Linked DNA regions of Mus musculus: region 2 is linked to region 1. The links are chromatin loops, found by intact Hi-C in ENCODE. Cell type or tissue: heart. All regions are shown on one strand. Links, peaks and the distances in the headings refer to the core of each region. The heading gives the core; the rest is flanking DNA.

Region 1 (6,800 bases), core at 1,063-6,062:
GCTTTTTGTTTTTCAAGACAGTTTCTCTGTGTATCCTTGGCTGTACTGGACTTGCTTTGTAGACAAGGCTGGTATCAATTCACAGAGATCCACCTGCCTCTGCTTCCCTAGTGCTGGGATTGAAGGTGTGCACCACCATGCCTAGCCCAATATAATCTTTAAAAAGCCACACCTTGAAAGTTTAACCTCAGATCTTATGAACACCCTCTTCTTGTGCTTATGTAGCACTGTAGGCTATGCCAAGAGGACTCCTGCTGGCTGGAGCATGTGTGGGGCGGTGTGCCTGTGCACTGCATGTATGATGGCAGTATGCCACATGGACCAAGGCTGAGTAAGGAGGAGCCTGATAGAAGAGGAGGGCTGGAATGCATCCCTATCCTTAGCTACATTCTGTCTCCTCTAGGTCTTTGCTCTTTGACAAAGTGCAGGTGCTTGCTTTTGCTAGCTGGACCTAGAGGACAGGCTCCTACACAACAGTGACTGAGGAGGGGGTCAAGGCATGGGTGCCAGGAGGGGATAGCAGGGACAGTGGCAGTAAACTGACGAGTGAAAGGTACCAGCTCAGCACTTTACAAAGCCAGGAGCAAAGCCTTCAAGGACAGAGCAGGACTAGGGTTTCATGAATAAACACGCCCATGAAGCTGAGGCCGAGGTTGGCACGAGTGTTTCAAAGCATGTGGCCCAGTGAGTCTGGTTATCCTCGACTTCTGTCCTTTTGGGTCAGGGGGTTTGCCTCAACCAGCAGGGCTGCACAGATGGAAACTGGCCAGCTAGAGCATCTTCGATACTGGACTGAGTCTGATTACTGGTGTGCAAAAAGGGAGAAATAGGAACTGCTCAACATATTGCAAAGTATCATGTAGACACAAGCACAGAAGTGATTATCTATACACACATATGAATATCAATGCAGTCACAAAGTGGTGGTCCCAGCCTCCATGCAGCCCTGGTGGGAGCTGCCTCTTCCCAAAGCCAGGCTGAGATAGTGGTTTAGGTAGAAATCTGAGATCATAGGTTGCCTGACTCCTGATTTTTGTGTACCTCCCTTCCAAAGACTGCATCAGAGACACAAAGTTAGAAATAAAAATAGAGACCATTTATTTAAAAAAGTCAAACAGCCAGGCACGTAGTGTACACCTTTAATTCCAGGACTCAGGAGGCAGAGACAGGAGGATTTCTGAGTTTGAGGCAAACCTGGTCTACAGAGTGAGTTCCAGGACAGCCAGGGCTACACAGAGAAACCCTGTCTCAAAAAACAAACAAACAAACAAAATTTATATGTATGTGTTTTGTTTATATTATGTCTGGGTACCATGTACTCACAGAGGCCCAAAGAAAGCTCCAAATTCCCTGGAACTGGAGCTAGAGACAGTTATAAGCTACCATGTGGATGCTGGGAATTGAGCCTCCGTCCTTTGTCACATGCAACTGTGGGGATTGAGATGCAGGGTGGCTTCGGGCAGGGGCAGCGTACAGATAGGCTAATCCAGCGAGGGGAGGATAGGGCTCCAGGTGGATGGCAGTGAAGTCTGCTTGCTCACTGCTAGGTGCAGCTTTTTTTTTTTTTTTTTTTTTTTTTTCGAGATAGGGTTTCTCTGTATAGCCCTGGCTGTCCTGGAACTCACTTTGTAGACCAGGCTGGCCTTGAACTCAGAAATCCGCCTGCTTCTGCCTCCCGAGTGCTGGGATTAAAGGCCTGCGCCACCACGCCCGGCTTTTTAAAAGATTTATTTATTAATTATATGTCAGTACACTGTAGCTGTCTTCAGACACCCCAGAAGAGGGCACCAGATCTCACTACAGATGGTTGTGAGCCACCATGTGGTTACTGGAATTTGAACTCAGGACCTTCAGAAGAACAGTCAGTGCTCTTAACCACTGTGCCATCTCTCCAGCCCCCTAGGTGCAGCTTTTAAATGGGTAGGGAGTCCTAGGGAGCAGGTAGAAGCCCCAGTCAGACTCCCTGGATCTGAGTCCTTTCTCTCTCCTATTCTGCTCTGACCTCATGGCTGGTTCTTGGTAGGTTCCCATGTCTCTGGAGATGGGCTAAGTATGATCTGTCAGTCATTGTCAATCTCCATGAGGACTGGTGGAGGCAGGTCCTATATGCCACTGCTCTGTACAGTTGAAGGAACCTGTGTGTGCTAGCCATGAGCATGATGTCTTTCCAAATGCATATGTTGAAGTCCTTAGGACCTCACAGTGTGACTGTTTTTGGAGAGAGCAACTCTAAAGAGGTGACTAAGGTGCAGCATGGTCATTAGACCAGTATAACTGCTGTCTTTCTGAGAGGAAGTCAGGGTGAAGATATGTAGGCCAGTGACAGCACAGGGTGAAGACGGCCATCTGCAAACCAAGGATGTTCCTGCCACACCTGGATCTTAGACTTCCAGTTTATGGTGTGAATAAATGTGTGTTGTTTGGCCAGCTACGGCCCTTTGCTGGGGAATTGTGCAGGGGAACGACATGGACCAAGGACTTCTGTGGAGCTTTCTGATGTTGGAGGTGGAGAGGCTTCCTCCAGGGACAAATCCCAGAACCCCCAGACAGTAGGATGTGTTAGTCACTCTATCTGCCTACAGTGAAGCCTGCTTCCTTCTCTTCCTGTCCCAAAGCTGTAAGGTGAGTGGCAGAATGGCCACTGTCAGTGAGGGGACTGCAGCAGGTCAGAGGGGTTCAGGAGCTTGAGTTGAGGGAAGACTTGTGTTTGGACAGGGTCATGGGGTCCAGCAGAGGATGGCCTGGAAAACATCAGATAGGGACATCAAGACTAGTGGTAATGTGATGGAGCAAGAAGCAGTAAGAGTGGACCAAGCTAGGTGTACAGATGATGTCTGAGACTGCAGCACTCGGGGTTTGAAGAGGGAGGTTAGGAAGTTTGCTTGCTCAAAAGCAAACAAAAAAAAATAAGCTGGGCAGTGGTGGTATATGTTTTAAATCCCAGCACTTGGGATGCAGGGCCAGGTGGATCTCTGAGTTTGAGGACAGCCTGGTTTACAGAGAAGTTTCAGAACAGCCAGGGCTACACAGTGAAACTCTACCTCAAAAAGAAACACAAACCAAACCAACTAAAAAACCACAACCAATCAAAAAACAGTAGTACATTGGGCTGTGTTTCATTACTGGAGAAGTGAACAAACAGCACAAGAAGCTGGGATCTGAGTACTGTGCTGGGCTGTACTCGGTACCATGGTGCAGTCCTGACTTCCTGCACATAGCAACAGTTCAGTTGTGCACGTGGCAGAGGAGCCTAAGCAGGATGCACACCAGCTTCTGTCAGGAGCACCAGGAGATGGGTGTTACCTATCTGAAGTTTCATAGCCTGTTGCTAGCTCTGGTGTGTCTTTTCTATACAGTCCAAGAGTCAGGAGAATCAGAGCTGAAGTGAGGGTAGGGATAGGGTGTGTGAGTGTGTGTGTGTGTGTGTGTGTGTGTGAGGGTAGGGATAGGGTGTGTGTGTGTGTGTGTGTGTGTGTGTAGGAATAGGGTGTGTGTGTGTGTGTGTGTGTGTGTGTGTGTATTCCTGAGACACGTGCTTGGAGGGAAAGGTGGAAGGAGAGCTTCCTTGAATGCAGCACTGCTGCCATCTTGTGGTTACAGTTGGACACTGGTTCTGAAGCCAGGTCCACCGGGCAGGAGAGCCTTTCAGCTATCTTGGAAAGCTTCATGAAGTGCTGACCTGGGCAGACCTAGAACCAAGACCCATGGCTAGTCCCTGCTTCACTCTCATTGCTGGGGTCCAATCAATTGTGGGCATCTTTGCACAGGCATCTAAGGCAGGGAGGAGACTGGTGCTGCCTTCTAGGTCTCCAGCAGTTGTCCTCAATGGCCACACTGGGAGCTAGGAAGCAACAGCCTAGGCTGAGTTGAGGAACCTGAGCTGCAGAATTGTAAGCTTACTACTGGGGTCTGCAGCCAGTGCCTAGTTTCCTACCAGCCTCTCTCCCTTCTGCTGCCTGCTTGGTCTCCAGAGGGAGAGCCCTGATAGCTCTGCCCTGTCTTGGTGGAAGTCTGGGGAACTGCTCACTTAATCCCAGCTTTGAGGTTAGTCCAGTGGCCCCTTTATCTCAGATCTAGTCTTTATTGCCCCTTCCCTTCTACAAGTCCTCAGGCAGGCACATTTGTCACATCCCTATTCATATCACCTGCACTGTGTTGCGCACCATGTCTGCCGTACAACAATTAGTCACAATATCAACCTCTGGTAACACACAATCTGGTAGTGTAGCTATTGGTAGGGCCCTAGGCTTCTGGAGTGGTCATGGAAACTCCCCCTAGACTTTCTAGCGTACCTAGCAAAGTAGCAGCCTTGCCTTTGAACATTTACAAAGTCACCTAGTGGGCTTCAGATATGGAGAGAATAAAGGAAGCAGGTAGGTAGAGGAGTGGGTGGGTGGGGCCCCTTCTTCTCCATGACTTGTTAGACAGGTAAGGCCCTGCATACCCACATGTAAAGGAGAAGCACACCATGGATGCTACGGGATCAGGCCAGGGGTGGACAGGCCTGGCTTGGACATGGACTCTCAGCCCTTCTCCTGCATGAAGATGGAATATTCCAGATCTATGCAGGCTGTCCTTAACCTGCTCCCTTTACCCGAGTGTCCCTAGCGAGCTGGGCCAGGTCGCAGAGTACAGGTGCCGGATCCTGTGTGTTGGCCACTGCTTTGGAGAAGACAGTGTCTCTAGCATTCTGCATACTGCATTCTGCATACTGCATGCTTAGCATGCTGCTAAGGGCTGGGTCAGCTATAAACAAGGCCTCTTGAGGTCTGTATAGAACCAGGGAAGGTCTTGGTGCCCACATGTGATTTGCATGGCCCAGTGCCCAGGGCTGTGTGCTGAGGCAGCCATGAGCTCTAGTCACCAGCATGCAGTGCTGACAGTGCAGTTACCTAGGCCATGGCCGGCACCAGCACACTCCCTTTGGCCTCCTGTCCCAATATGCCAACATTGTCTACCAATACTAGGCTCCCTCTCTTGACCAACATGCTACTATTGTAGGATGGGCAAAAGCCAGCTGCTAGGGGTAGTGGTATATGAAGGGACCCAATCAGGTAGATGGCTGTCTTGTGCACAGCAGAGGGAGGCTGGATCTTTTGGGGTGAAGCAGGGATTGTATCTGAGCATGGCTGTGTGCTCTGCCCTGCTGTGGGCAGGAGATGCTCACCACTCAGATGGCTTTTAGCTCAAAGCAGATGCCCTGCTCCCAGTGAGCTCAAATTGCTTCCGCCAGAGCAGATCATGCTGACAGGTGGTTTTCTACTTTTATTTGGGGATACAAAAGGCACCTCTCCCTGTACCTGAGGACCAATCAACAGGTGAGCCCCAGGTGGGTGGAGCCCTGCTGGAGGTACAGAGCAAGGATAGGGGAAAGGCAGTGGAGGAACTGGGGAGCTCTGGGTACCCAGAATCCTCGAGGTCTCATCTTGACACCTGGGCAGTGAGATGTTTCCTCGATGGGTGCAGTTTCGTACCAGGACAGTGGGCAGCTCAGCAGGGGCCACCATAGCCCATCCCAAAAGCCACTGAAGCTTTTTTCGGGCCCCACTCTGCAGGGGGATGGGATAGGCAAGGCTGTGGTAATGTCTCCTCTATTGCCTAGACTGTTAGTGTAGAGTCTGGAGGGCTCCCGTGGGATTCTCTGGGGAAGGGACCAGGGGAATATCACAGAAGCAGCCTTACACCAGGTCAATTAGGTCCTATCAGGTCAGCTTGTCTGGGGCCCCAGGTCTCAGTAAAATCATAGTCGTTAGCAGGATGGGAAGAAGGCAGGACCAGCCAGGATTCCAGTGGAGGGCTGACTTATTCCTTCAGTTGACCCCCTTGCTGCCCAGGCTCTGGGAGAAGAGAAGCGGGGTAACAAAACACCCCCAAGCAGCTTTAATACCAAGGGAGGGAGGGGCCCCAGTGGGTATGAGAGTGTCAGGCCCTGGGCTGCAGGATGCCAGACCCTGCATTCATAAGGCAAACAGCATGTCATCGTCCTTCTCCTGGGTCTTCCTCCGAGGGGCTGTTCCAGGAGATGGTCTGGGGGGTCCCTCGGCTGAAGGGCTGGCCAGGTTGGGAAGTCGATCAGCAGCTTTGGCTCGTTCTTCCAGAAATTTGTCAAATTCTAGAGGGAAAGAGTAGGCTTGTAGGCTAGAGCTGGGGGAGGGGGAGGGAGAAGGGGAGAAAAGGGGGTGGGAGAGGGGCAGGGGCAGGGGCAGGCAGATGGGGTGGAGGTTACCTTCACTGGTGACACCAGAGGGCTCCTCAGCACTGTTCCCCTGAGAATGCAGAGGGAAAGAAACAGAGGTTATTACTGCCAGGAGCATGCAGAACTGGACGCCCAGTGGAACAGCCTTGGGATCAGGACCAGTGTTGCTGTTGTCCTTAAGCTGACCCTGATGTCAGGTCTGAGGTCTTGGGTTGAAACCTCCTATGCTTCAGAACCCAGGTGTTCCAATTTCTCAGCCATGATTTTTTTTTTTTCTCCTTTGAAACAGGGAGACTGGCCCTGAAGAAATAGCTTAGCAGTTAAGAGCTCATACTAATTCTTACAGTGAACTCAAGTTCAGTTTCTAGCACACATATCAGGCAGCTCCTAACAGCCTATATACCAGAAGCAGGGGACCCAATGCCTTCTTTTGGCCTCTGTGGGTACGGCTCTTGAGCCCATACAGGTGCATGCTCACTCATAGACACAAAACATAAAATTAGGACTGGCGATCTTGCTCAGTGGTTAAGGGCTCAGTTTGCTGTTGCAGAGGACCTGGGTTCTGTTCCCATATGGCAGTTCATATGAATTGTAACTCTAGTTC
Region 2 (6,800 bases), core at 988-5,987, 200 kb before region 1:
TCCACCCTCCGAAACTCCCCTGCCCACCACCCCTCTTACCTCACTTAGGACCAATCAGCTTAAAGGTCAGATAATAATACTTTGTCTAGTTAGCCAAAAATGTAGTACTGCCTCCACCCTTACCTTCTGGATTTCTGAACCTGGTTTTTCCTATGGAAAGCATCACAGCTTGATTTTCAAGTCCTTTGTGATATTGACTGATCAGTATTGGGATGTGTGTTCAATAAACTGTTCTTGCTGAACTAAGATTGGTGTTTGTATGGTTTATGTGTTGATTCCTGAACCCCGACAAAGAGAAATAGAAACCCTGCTAGAATCATATCTGATCTGCGAGAGCTCACCAGCCAAATGTGAGTAAATTAAAGCAATGAGCAGATGTGTCTTAGTCAGGGTACCCATCACTGTGAGCAATCACCATGACCAGGGCAAATCCTATAAAGGACAACATTTAATTAGGGCTGGCTTACTGATTCAGAGGTTCAGTCCTATCATAAAACCCAACAAAATGTAACTGTAAGAAACAAAAGATAAGATCAGCGGCGTGTGGCGGTGAGACGTCTCACAGAAAATTCTCAGCTCCCAGGCATGGGTCCTTGGGCTTCTTGCCTCTTGAGCGCGGCAGCCTGCAGTTGGAAAGTGAAGAGCTTCCCTAAGGATGACGCTTCCAAGCCTGTTCACTTCACAGCCTTTCTGGGGTACAAGGCTGGCATGACCCACATTGTCCAGGAAGTTGATAGGCCAGCATCTAAGGTGCACAAGAAAGAAGTCGTGGAGGCTGTGACCATTGTGGGAACCACCCTCCCCCAATAGTTGTTGTGGGCATTGTGGGATATGTTGAGACCCCACGAGGCCTTCGGACCTTCAAGACAGTATTTGCTGAGCAAAAGGCGGTTCTATAAGAACTGGCACAAATCTAAGAAGACGGCTTTCACCAAGTACTGTAAGAAATGGCAGGATGGCACAGGCAAGAAGCAGCTGGAGAAGGACTTCAGCAGCATGAAGAAGTACTGCCAGGTCATCCGCATCATTGCCTACACTCAGATGAGTCTACTTCCTCTGCACCAGAAGAAGGCACACTTGATGGAGATCCAGGTGAATGGGGGCACTGTGGCTGAGAAGCTTGACTGAGCCCGAGAGAGGCTGGAGCAGCAGGTTCCTGTGAACCAGGTGTTTGGGCAGGAGGAGATGATTGATGTCATCAGCGTGGCAAAAGGCAAAGGATACAAAGGGGTGGCCAGTCGTTGGCATACAAAGAAACTGCCCAGAAAGACCCATCGAGGTTTGTGCAAAGTTGCCTGTATTGGAGCCTGGCACCCTGCCCGTGTAGCCTTCTCTGTGGCTCGAGCTGGGCAGAAAGGCTACCATCACCGAACAGAGATTAACAAGAAGATTTACAAAATTGATCAAGGCTACCTCATCAAGGATGGTAAACTGAGCAAGAACAATGCATCTACTGACTATGACCTGTCTGATAAGAGCATCAACCCACTGGATGGCTTTGTGCATCATGGTGAGGTGACTAATGACTTCATCATGCTCAAAGGCTGTGTGGTGGGGACCAAGAAGCAAGTGCTTACTCTTCATAAGTCCTTGTTGGTCCAGACCAAACATCAGGCCCTGGAGAAGATTGACCTGAAGTTCATTGACTCCACCTCAAAATTTGGCCATGGTTGTTTCCAAATCATGGAGGAGAAGAAAGCATTCATGGGACCACTCAAGAAAGATCGCATTGCCAAGGAGGGTAATTGATTCCAGGACAACTTTGCATAGCTGGTGGGGTCTCACCAATAAAATATTTCTAGAAAAAAAAAGAAGAAGAAGAAGAAGAAGAAGAAGAAGAAGAAGAAGAAGAAGAAGAAGAAGAAGAAGAAGAAGAAGAAGAAGGAAGAGGAGGAGGAGGAGGATGAGGAGGAGGAGAAGGAGGAGGAAGGAAGGAAGGAAGGAAGTAAGGAAGGAAGGAAGGAAGGAAGGATAAAAGGAAAAAATCTTGAAAGAAGCCATCAGCTTCAAAGGTTAAAGGAACAACAGCATAATGCAGAAATATATAAAACCTTGAGAAAGACAAGCTAAAATGCTTTTAGGACATTAGCTATTTTAGTGTAACATCGTGTTTTAAAACAAACCAAGAATGGAAACATTTCATTTCTCTCGGGTTACTTAAAGAAACACTGCATTAAAAAAGCAGTAGGAGCCCTTTGTGAACTTAACACTTGAACTCACTGTGTTAATCTCACTCCATAAAACTGGCTCAACAGAAAATGCAATAACCATGCTTCAGAGCAGAGTTTAGGGACCCCAACAAAGCTTGGTGACACAACTAGCATTAGTGAGGCCCTGGGTTCAAAGCGCACACCATAAAAAGTTATAATCTTAAAGATACATGTCAGGAATGCCTCCCAGGTTCTAAAGTGATCATGACCTAGAATGTGAACCACAGAGGGGAAAGGAACCAGTTTTATTCTTCACAGGAGAATGGAAATGGGTGGCAAGTGATTGATAATGAGCTTGATTTAGACAAGCTGAAAACCACATCTCCAGAGACAACAAAAATAAATAATTATCTACCAGATGTCAGTCCAAAGCAAGCACAGTATTTCCCTGCCTTTCATTAATGCCTCCAATGACTTTGGAGGTGTTGGGATAACACCGGGTCCCTCCCCCCTTTTTAATATATCCAGGGGAAGAAAGCAAATTTCTCTAAGAGAAACAGGAAATATACCCTGGGCTTTAACCCAGCCCTTTGCTTACAGCTTCCCAGGACAGCAGTAGTGGTGGCTTACCTATTAGCTTGCAGCCAGGATTGCTTGTCCCTGCCCTTTTCTTCAATCTGTTTTTAGAACCAGTCAGCTTTGTCATCATCTCTCAACTATTTACAAGGTTGAGAAGAAAAAAAAAATCAAGGATGTTACTCAGCAGCCCCTAAAACTACAAGCAGGAATCAGCAATGTGGAAAAAGAACTTTTGTGTTTTCTCCCATACCCAGTATTTCTGAAACTTCCAATACTAAGAATCCACACGTGTAAACCGTAAGGTGGTTTTACTGTATCAAACAAACATTATTGTTTTTAACCACAGCATCAACATGATCCTAAGAACACAGCAAAGGTTAAAAATCCAAAGTGCTTAAGCTATAGATAGCGATGGGAACTATATAAATACAGGGAAAGAGAGACAAAAGAAAGAGGAGAGGAGGGGAAGAGGAGAGGTAAAGGAGAGGAGGGAGAGGAGGGGAAAAGGAGGGGGAGTGGAAAGGGAGATGGGGTAGAGAAGCAGGAGAGAAGGGGGGAGAGGAGGGGAGGGGTGGGGAGGGGAGGGGAGGGGAGGGGGAGTGACAAATAGTACTTGCCTCCAAGAGAGACATAAGATTTTGAAGCAATCTCTATTTAGAACAGATGATCTCAATATTTTAAGAATTATCCTGGATTTAATTTTTTTTATTTCTCTCTAAAAGCCCATGTGCAATTTGCATATAGCACTTTAAACTGTGGTTCTACTTGTTTTGCAGCTCAAGCAAAGTGTAACTACAGAAACCAGGCTCTGAGTATACATGGGCCTCTCCTTCCCCTGAGATGCTGACATGATCTTCTGTTACAGTTTCTGAAAAGTCTGACTCAGTTTGCCTAAGTGAAAAAGTCCTCAAAACTCCAGGCATGCGGTGACCTGGCGGGCTGTGGTTCTGCGTGCCTTTAATACCAGCACAAAAGGCAGAGGAAGGCTGCTCTGCACAGCAAACTCTAGGTCTGAGAGACTATGTAAAAGAAAATTATCTAACTAAAATGAATAAATAAATAGGCATGTGTGTTTCCGTTCTGTCATTACCATACTTCCTGCAGATACTACCTCTGGCCACCAGATGGCAATGCTGTAAAAATAGATGAAAAGTTGACCAAACTGCCCCAGAGAAAATCTGGAGTTCATCTGCTAATGTGACACGTGTCAATAAATGTATAAATTTTTCAGGGCATCTGATGAACTTCAAGGTAAGACTTTAGACATGTAAAAAGAGAGACTGAGAAAACTTCCCACTCTGGAAAAATTAAAATGCTAATAATGAAAGGGCTTCTGCACTTAACCTCTGACCCCACACTGAGAGAAATGATCTCATCGTCAAAATCAGGAATATGTGCTGACATGGGCAGGGATTCCTGACATGGAAAATGGGACAACATCACTCCTGTTTCCGTTATAGATTTAGACTGTGCATCCATGTAGCCTCACAAAATTTTGGTGAAAAGATTGTTTGGTTCTTGGGAGGATACTATAATCTCAAAGGGAAACAATGAATATAACTCAAAAAAAAATCCGACTTCAAGTTAAAAATGACACTGAGACTTGACTATAAAATCAAGGCTCAGGAGTCACTGCCCAAGAGGACCATGGGGGAGACAAATAGAAGACATTCTTTCCCTTAATCGCTGGCATTCTCAGAGACTTTGAGATGAGAAGCCAGGCATAAAGAGTAAGTCTATCAATTATTAAGACACAGCTTCTACTAGTCAACAGTCTGCTAAAACTGTAGCCCTTAGTAAAGAAGCTGCAACACAGAGGAAAGATACACAAAAAGAAAGATACATCCTCCTTGAGAATGTCCAGACCAACAGAAAGCCATTAGGAAAACACACAGTTCAAGAACTTAAGATGTGGTGGCACAGCACACACCTGCAATCCTCGCCCTGGGGGAGCTGGGACAGGAGCAGTGGGAATCTGAGTCTGCCTGGTTACATAGTAGATCCCAGCCTTGAGGGCTGGGAGTCGAGCTCAGTGACAACTAGCAGAGCCTTGCAAGTACTATCCTCAGCACCACAAGAAAACACTGAGGGGGGAGGGAGGGACAGAGAGAGAAGGCATAGTGGGCTAAAGGTGTGGGGGGCCTTCTGCTATTGCCATAAACAAAAAAAAAGAAAAAAAAAGAAAGAAAGAAAAAGAAAAACATTTAACTACTCCAAAGATTGAACGAAATGCTGCTAAGATATGCAGGAAACCTATCTATATTTAAGATTATAAACTGGAGGTAGGGCTCTGACCCCAGGACTCAGGTGAGATCGCCATCTTGTATCCCTGGTCTCTCGGGGACCAGTCTGCACCAAAGAGCACCCGGGGGGCGGGGGCTGCAGAAGCAATAGAGCTTCTTGCTTCTTGGGCAGGGTCCCTTCAGGCCTTCATTCTCAGTCAGGAGGCAGAGCTGAGCTCCAGACCTCTATGTACCTTCCCTGTAAGAGGAGAGCTTCCCTGCAGAGAGTGCTCTGACCACTGGGACTCAGGAGATCGTTGGACTCCCAGGAGGGCTGACAGAGGCTAACAGAATCACAGGAGGAACAAGCTCCAGCCAGAGACAACTATAACAACTAACACCAGATGGCAAAAGACAAACTTAAGGATCTTACTAGCTGCTCTTCCAGAGGATCCAGGTTCATTTCCCAGAACCCACTAGGAAACTCAATCATCCATAACTCCAATTCCAGAGGTTCTGGGGCTCTCTTCTGAACTTTAAAGACACTAAAGACACATGTGATATATGCAGGCAAAACATTCACACACATAAAAGAAAAATAAACGGTTTGGGGTTTTTTCCCACATATTTTTATTAGATATTTTCTTTATTTACATTTCAAATGCTATCCCGAAAGTTCCCTATACCCCCCCCCCCCGCCCTGCTCCCCTACCCACTCACTCTCACTTCTTGGCCCTGGAGTTCCCCTGTACTGGGGCATATAAAGTTTGCAAGACCAAGGGGCCTCTCTTCCCAATGATGGCCGACTAGGCCATCTTCTGCTACATATGCAGCTAGAGACACAAGCTCTGTGGGTACTGGTTAGTTCATAGTATTGTTCCACCTATAGGGTTGCAGACTCCTTCAGCTCTTGGGTACTTTCTCTAGCTCCTACATTGGGGGCCCTGTGTTCCATCCTATAGATGACTGTGAGCATCCACTTCTGTATTTGCCAGACACTGGCAAAGCCTCACAGGAGACATCTATATCAGGGTCCCTTCAGCAAAATCTTGCTGGTGTATGCAATAGTGTCTGCATTTGATGGCTAATTATGGGATGGACCCCCATGTAACCTTCTTTCAACCATTTCTCCAAAATGCTATGGCAAATATAGGAAAAACTAAAGTCAGTAACCAGAAGAGCAAAGCACACTCAAATGTCTGCATGTTTAACCAAGAATACAAAAGCAGCATTATGATAGCAATCACCTTAGTGTCATAGCAAAAGCAAATAAAATGGATAAATCCATAGGCAAAACAAAAAGAAATACACATGTAAGAATCCTTTAAAATTATATCATTGATTCTATTAAATAAGAACAAAATAATAATTTTATTAGTAACAACTTTGTCATTTCATAAAATGATAATAAAATTTAATATACATTGAATTGCTCTTATCCAAATTCACTCATGTTTCATATATCTTATTATGAATGCTAATTATGTTATCAAAAATAATATTTGCAGGAGAGGGTCTACACATAGCTGCTGGGAACATACCCTCAGTTGATTCTGGTTGGTAAATAAAGATGCCAGCAGCCAATAGGCAGAATTTTAGGATTCCTGGGCTTGGGCCTGGGAGAAAGGGGGTAAGGAGAATGGACACACTTTAGGAGAGTGTGGACAGAGGAGAGACACAGAGGCTACCTTGAGGTAGAGAAGCAAGGAGAGCACCCTGGGCTCTGGGCCAAGAAAGAACAGCCCAGAGGGCTACACAAATTGGTTCTGGAGTAGCCAAGATGGAATATAGAATTAGTAAGCAATAACTCAGAATTATCAGCAGGAAGCAGATTCTAGCAGCATAGAGG

The links. Peaks named below come from ENCODE experiments on the same cell type or tissue, not always from the same donor. Only the 100,000 strongest peaks of a DNase experiment are listed, where the experiment ranks them.
Region 2: it touches region 1 in a loop (6-fold over the local background); 10 of 42 quality-filtered maps call a loop at or near these places.

The regions. Positions count from the first base shown.
Region 1 is chr8:75,068,562-75,075,361 of GRCm38, reverse strand. It overlaps Tom1 (target of myb1 trafficking protein), which reads right to left. Exons shown (of 15, transcript NM_011622.3): 14 at 6,227-6,266; 15 at 5,241-6,112. The coding sequence ends at 5,958. Among named protein-coding and RNA genes, the nearest start is that of Hmox1, 22 kb to the left of the region's middle. In heart, for the core only: a CTCF peak has its summit at 3,604 (motif pointing left); a DNase peak (open chromatin) is centred at 3,581; H3K27ac peaks cover 504 bases.
Region 2 is chr8:75,269,423-75,276,222 of GRCm38, reverse strand. It overlaps the pseudogene Gm9644. Among named protein-coding and RNA genes, the nearest start is that of Rasd2, 59 kb to the right of the region's middle. In heart, for the core only: a CTCF peak has its summit at 3,840 (motif pointing right); no DNase peak of the experiment used is centred there.